Linked DNA regions of Homo sapiens: region 2 is linked to region 1. Evidence: read pairs that join two places in POLR2A ChIA-PET (ENCODE). Cell type or tissue: Panc1. All regions are shown on one strand. Each heading gives the region's core, and the rest is flanking DNA. Links, peaks and the distances in the headings are about the cores only.

The links. Peaks named below come from ENCODE experiments on the same cell type or tissue, not always from the same donor. Only the 100,000 strongest peaks of a DNase experiment are listed, where the experiment ranks them.
Region 2: POLR2A ChIA-PET joins it to region 1 with 5 read pairs; 2 of 35 experiments call an interaction of 5 or more read pairs at or near these places.

Annotation. Positions count from the first base shown.
Region 1 is chr15:101,287,223-101,290,122 of GRCh38, forward strand. SNRPA1 (small nuclear ribonucleoprotein polypeptide A') reads right to left here. Exons shown (of 9, transcript NM_003090.4): 4 at 434-480. Among named protein-coding and RNA genes, the nearest start is that of SNRPA1, 6.6 kb to the right of the region's middle. In Panc1, for the core only: CTCF peaks have their summits at 1,860 (motif pointing right) and 2,076; no DNase peak of the experiment used is centred there.
Region 2 is chr15:100,877,826-100,880,725 of GRCh38, forward strand. It overlaps ALDH1A3 (aldehyde dehydrogenase 1 family member A3), which reads left to right and starts at 2,006. Exons shown (of 13, transcript NM_000693.4): 1 at 2,006-2,181. The coding sequence starts at 2,083. It overlaps LOC124903575 (collagen alpha-1(I) chain-like), which reads right to left and starts at 1,978. Exons shown (of 1, transcript XM_047433433.1): 1 at 1,121-1,978. The coding sequence starts at 1,978. The coding sequence ends at 1,196. RefSeq lists a silencer at 1,927-2,046 and an enhancer at 2,538-2,900. In Panc1, for the core only: no CTCF peak of the experiment used is centred there; no DNase peak of the experiment used is centred there; H3K4me3 peaks cover 1,994 bases; H3K27ac peaks cover 1,285 bases.

The DNA of each region.
Region 1 (2,900 bases), core at 264-2,763:
TGTGCACAACTTGCAGGTTTGTTACATATGTATACATGTGCCATGTTGGTGGGCTGCACCCATTAACTTGTCATTTACATTAGGTATATCTCCTAATGCTTTCCCTCCCCCCTTTCCCCACCCCACAACAGGCCCCGGTGTGTGATGTTCCCCTTCCTGTGTCCAAGTGTTCTCATTGTTCAATTCTCACCTACGAGTGAGAACATGGGGTGTTTGGTTTTTTGTCCTTGCGATAGTTTGCTGAGAATGATGGTTTCCAGCTTCATCCATGTCCCTACAGAGGACATGAACTCATCCTTTTTTATGGCTGCATAGTATTCCATGGTGCATATGTGCCACATTTTTTAATTATCTGATTACATTAAGGTCAAGGCTGGTAAAAGTAATGTTATTTTAAAGGGCTTCATTTTGTCACAATATGTAATTCCCATACCTTAGGTAAGTCAGCGATTTGAGAGATGCCAGAGGGTCCAGATCACCCTGTCAAGCAATAGCCACAGGTAAGAACGCGAATACCACACGCTATTTTGAGATTCTGAAATGGAGAGTGCTTTTGAAGCAAGTTGTCTTTTCATTATTTACTGAATTTTTACTCTCTAGCAACAAGCCCAATACTAGCACATCACAAATGTTTAAATAATTTCTACCGATGAATACATGGGAGCTTCTTAAAATCTTGGCATTAACAGCTTCTGTCTCAATAGCAGGAGATAAGAAATTGCTTTCCTACAGGAATCTCAAAGTGGCTGCTGAGCCATGATTTGGAAAAGAAAACAATGGCAAAGCTGATGGGACTCTGGAGCAACCTATTCACACTGGGAACTGCAAGCCAGAATCTTGGTGTAAGTGGGCTTTCCTGCTAGCGCCAGCTTCAGCGTCTAAGAACAACAAAGGTATACTGTCTTTTGAAAGAAGGTACATTTATCCTAGCTGCCCCTGAAAATCTCTTTAAATAAAATTTGCAGGGACAAGGAATAGTATAGCTTAAAAATGATCGAATTAATGGAAAGAAGGCAGGGTGATTTTTTTTTTTTTTTTTTTTGAGACGGAGTCTCGCTCTGTTGCCCAGGCTGGAGTACAGTGGCGTGATCTTGGCTCACTGCAAGCTCCGCCTCCCGAATTCATGCCATTCTCCTGCCTCAGCCTCCCAAGTAGCTGGGACTACAGGCGCCCACCACCATGCCCGGCTAATTTTTTTTGCATTTTTAGTAGAGACGGGGTTTCACTGTATTAGCCACGATGGTCTCGATCTCCTGACCTCGTGATCTGCCTGCCTCGGCCTCCCAAAGAGCTGGGATTACAGGCGTGAGCCACCACGCCCAGTGGGCAGGGTGAATTTTTAATCTTCTCCAATTGTTCCATAAAACATAGTGCAATAAGGATAGCAAAAAAACAAAAACCTATGGTTACCAGCTACAACCAAGCTAGATGGCAAGGCATTCTGCAGTAACTCTAAAATAGGAACAAGTAGAGACAACCCATGTTGAGAGCAACAAGGCTTGCAGGGTGACGGCCTTTGTACAGGAAGAAGCAGAGGGGAGGCGAGGAGCCGTCTTACAAACTGGAGAACTCCAGTGACTGAGAAAAGCAGGCCCAAGACCAGCATGTTCCAATAATGACTACAGGGGTCTGTGATAAGGGCTGCAGGGGCAAGAGCAATTTGGGCCCTCACTCTTAATAGAAATCATGTCCCAACACGGCCCTGCCCTGAAGAGAAACTGCTGGAACAGGCGCAAATTGGGTAGATGGTGGGGAAGGGGTGTGTGTGTGCAAGAGGCACAATGAGAAAAAAAAGTACAGATAAAAACAGGGAGAGCAGAGCCAGAAATTCTCAAAAAGCAAGCTGCCATCTTCAAATATGTCACAAAAACCACCAGAGGGAGCTCTAGAGCTTGATACTGTTTTACCCCCACTGAAGATGATCCAAAAAGGAATAAAGAACAAAGTGGTAACATTTGTTACATACACAGTGTAAAACGTAATGGCGATGTAGTGATGGGCTTCAAAAAAGAATAAATATGTAACAACCCGAAGGCTGCTGAAATGTTGAAGGTCACTGTACTGTATTGTTTAGCAGGGTAAAGGTGTCAAAGTTTAAAATTAAATGTTGAAGGTCATGGTACAGTGATCTTAACATTTAATTTTAAACTTTTATAAATATGTGTGTTTTAATTCCTACGATGCTAACTCAAGATTGAAAGAGAGTAATTTCTAAACCATCAGAAGAAAAAATGGAATGACAGAAGGAGAGCATCTACAATAAAGGAGAGAAAACGGATTGAAGAACGGGTGGGACAGACAGGAAGCCCCAGAACAGAGAGAAGACAAACTGGAACACACCAGTAATTACATTAAATGTAAACAGACTAAATATAAATAATTCACTTAAAAGAGCTTTCAGACTGGATTGTAAAAAATTCCAACCAGAGCTGGGCGCGGTGACTCACGCCTATAATCCCAGCACTTTGGGAGGCCAAGGCGGGTGGATCACAAGGTCAGGAGTTCGAGACCAGCCTGACCAACATGGTGAAACTTCGTCTCTACTAAAAAAAAAAAAAATACAAAAATTAGCCAGATGTGATGGCGCCCACCTGTAATCCCAGCTACTCGGGAGGCTGAGGCAGCAGGAGAATCACTTGAACCCAGGAGGCAGAGGTTGCAGTGAGCCGAGATCTCGCCACTGCACTCCAGCCACTCCATCTCAAAAAAAAAAAAAAAAAATTCAACCATACAGTTTTTAAGAGAGAAATCTAAACTACAAGAGGTACAGACAAGCTGAAAGTAAATTTTGGATGGAAAACGATTTATCATGCATATAACTAACCAAAACAAAGATTGTTTCGAGGTAAAAGAAACCTCAAGGTAAACAGCATTAATAGAGATCGAGGGTCACAACATAA
Region 2 (2,900 bases), core at 218-2,717, 410 kb before region 1:
AGACCAGACGCCTCGGGTCACAAGGATGTCTGAGTGTGAGGTGAGGTGGCTTTCATTCCTGACTTCATAGCCAACAAAGTGGTGACTGTCTATCTTTGACCAAACAGGCTCGACTATCTTCCCTAAAGGAGCAGAGTTCTAAGCTCAACCCCATTTGCCTCCCCCATCAATCCAGCAATTATTTAATTAACACAGTTTCCTCTATAAATTTTATTTCAGATTTTTTTTTAAAATCCTGGCAGTGACATAATTTCAACCATCAAGGACCCCCGATAAAGTCTCAGGATGGGAGTTCAGTTTGTAAAGCATCTCTAGTTGCAGCTTCCTGGGGCCTGCTGCACACACTGGCCTTGGGCCCCTGGCCTCCATCCATGCAGGAGGGGTTTGTCACTACTCCCTGACGGTCCTCTTGGGCTCAGGCACCCAAACGCTAGGGCTCAGCACCCAGCCGGGGGCCGTGGCATAGCACATCTGCCCAGATGTTTTCAGGAGATCTGAGTGGGAGCCATGGGGCCAGCCAAGAGGGCAGGGAGCCCCGGATTTGCAGAAGCAGCTGAGGAAAGAGCTGGCATTGCTCAGACTCGCCAGTGTTAGCCAGCCGATATCGGTCAAGGCTGCCCCGCTCGAGGGTCCATTATCCCCTTTCCCCGGCCTCAGCTGTGCACTCCAGGCCATAACAGCACAAGACCTTTCCACAACCCCAGGGTAAGGGTCAGATGTGGGGTTTCCAAAAGCTTCAAAACTTACCCCTCTATCCAGCTCTATCCAGAAGGACACCAGGGGACAGAGAGATGGACACGGAGGCCTCAAAACAGGAAAATAAGGAGACCCCTCCCCATTGTTGATTACTTGGGGTTACCTACAGAAAGAGATGAACTGAAGGGGCTGAGCCTATCTGAGGATTAAAGCACAGCTTTTGTCAGGAGTCCGTGCCTCCGGTCTTTGTTCCAGCGACCTGAGGAATGGCATGCATCAGAAGCCGCTTCCGTGTCTCAGATGGGGCCTGGGTCAAGTCCTGGGAGTTGATGGAGCGTTTCCCAAATCGCAAAAGGAGAGGAGCTAGACTTACCTCCCCCTCCTGGGAAGTAATGCGCGACAAGAATTTAAACTCTTAAAACGATTAGCAGCAAAGGTCTCATGTGCTTTTTTTTAATTATCATTTTTTAATCGAGGTATAATTTATGCATTTAAAAAATCAGATCAATTGCCCCCCGGGCTCTGGGATGGAAGGCGGTGTGCGCCTGCGAAGGTCAGAGGCCCAGCGGCGCCAGGGCTCCTCGGCGGAGAGCCGCCCGGGTCCGGCGCTTTGCTTTCGCCTTCTGCCCCACCGCGGGCGAAGCCCCAGGGCCCCGGGGAGACTCCAGGCCGGCTGGGCCGGGGTGCGCCCGCCGGCTGTCCGCGCTCGGGCAGGGTGGGGCGCAGCGGGCGTCTGTCCTGCTAGCGGGGATCGGGCGGCTGGACCCAAGAGCAGGGCACGTGCGCAGCGACGCGGGGCGGCCCCGCCAGGAGCCCCGACCCGGGCGCGGCGCAGGGCCCGGCGGAGAGCGCGCATTCCCGAGCGCCGCGAGCCGGCCGAAGTCGGGCGAGCGCGCCGTGCGGCGGCTGGGAGTGGGCTGCATGTGCCGCGCGGGGAGCCCGCCCGACTTCGGGGAGGCAGCGGGGCGCCGTGGCCCCGCGGCTCAGCTCCCTGCCGGGTCGGGTGTCCCAGCCCTGCGACTTCCGGGGCCCGGCGGCTCCTCGGGGAGCTCGTCCACAGGCAGCCTCCGGGGCGAGAGAGCGCGCGGCGCGGGCGCCGGGACGGTCCGCGGCACGCGGGTGGAGCCGCCGGCGCTCGGGCTCCCGCAGGGGCGGCGGGCGGGGCGGGGTGAGGCGGGCCGGCCGCCCTCCCCTCTCCTCCCTCCCGCAGCCCGCCCTCCCTTCCTCCGGTCCCGCAGCCAATTAGGCGGCCCCCTCGGGCGGGAGGCGTGGGGCGCTGCATAAAGCGGCGGGGAGCTGCCACCCCGGGAGCGGGCTGCGCAGTGTCCGGGCCGAGCCGGTGCGCCGCAGACTAGGGCGCCTCGGGCCAGGGAGCGCGGAGGAGCCATGGCCACCGCTAACGGGGCCGTGGAAAACGGGCAGCCGGACAGGAAGCCGCCGGCCCTGCCGCGCCCCATCCGCAACCTGGAGGTCAAGTTCACCAAGGTGAGGCGGGCGCCCCTCCCACCCGACGGCCGCGGGCCCCTGCGCTGGGCAGCCAGACTCGGGGCGGCGGGGGCGAGGGAGCAGCGGGCCGGGGGTCCGCCGGGCGCCGCCGAGACCCGAGCCTCCCTGCCCGGGCGCGGCTCTCCAGAAACCGCACCTTTCGCGGGACGTCTCGGGCGGGATCGCAGGCGGCGGGGCTCGGCGCTGTGAGCCTCGAAGCCGGGAAACCGAGGCCGTCCAGCGCCCGCGCGGGGCCGGGCCGCCCGCATCCCTGCGAGGCCCCGACGTGTCCCTGCGCTGCCCGCTTTGATCGCGAGTGGAGGTGCGCGCCGCGTTGACTCGGAGCGCGCTGGTTTTGGGGAGCTCCCTCCCCAAAAACCCCTGCGATGATTTCCAGGGTGGACGAGTCTGGCTTTGAGAGGGTCGGAGGGTCCGAGAGCGCCAAGAGAGAGTCCGGGAGGCAGATGGCGGAGCTGCAGTTGGAAGACTGGGGAAGCGGGTCCTCCGAGCAAAGCGCAGCGGGCGCCTTCCGTGCTTAGTTTATACCCGGCTCAGCAGCAGAACGAGGAGGAGTAGGAAGGTGCTCGCTTACTGACGAAACCTCCCCGGAGCCCAGAGGTCCCGGTGTTTACACACAAGGCGCGCGCTCCGGAAGGTCGCAGACCTGGGCCTTTGGGAAGCGGTGGGTCGCGAGGCCGCAGAAGCGCACGGTTCTCTGC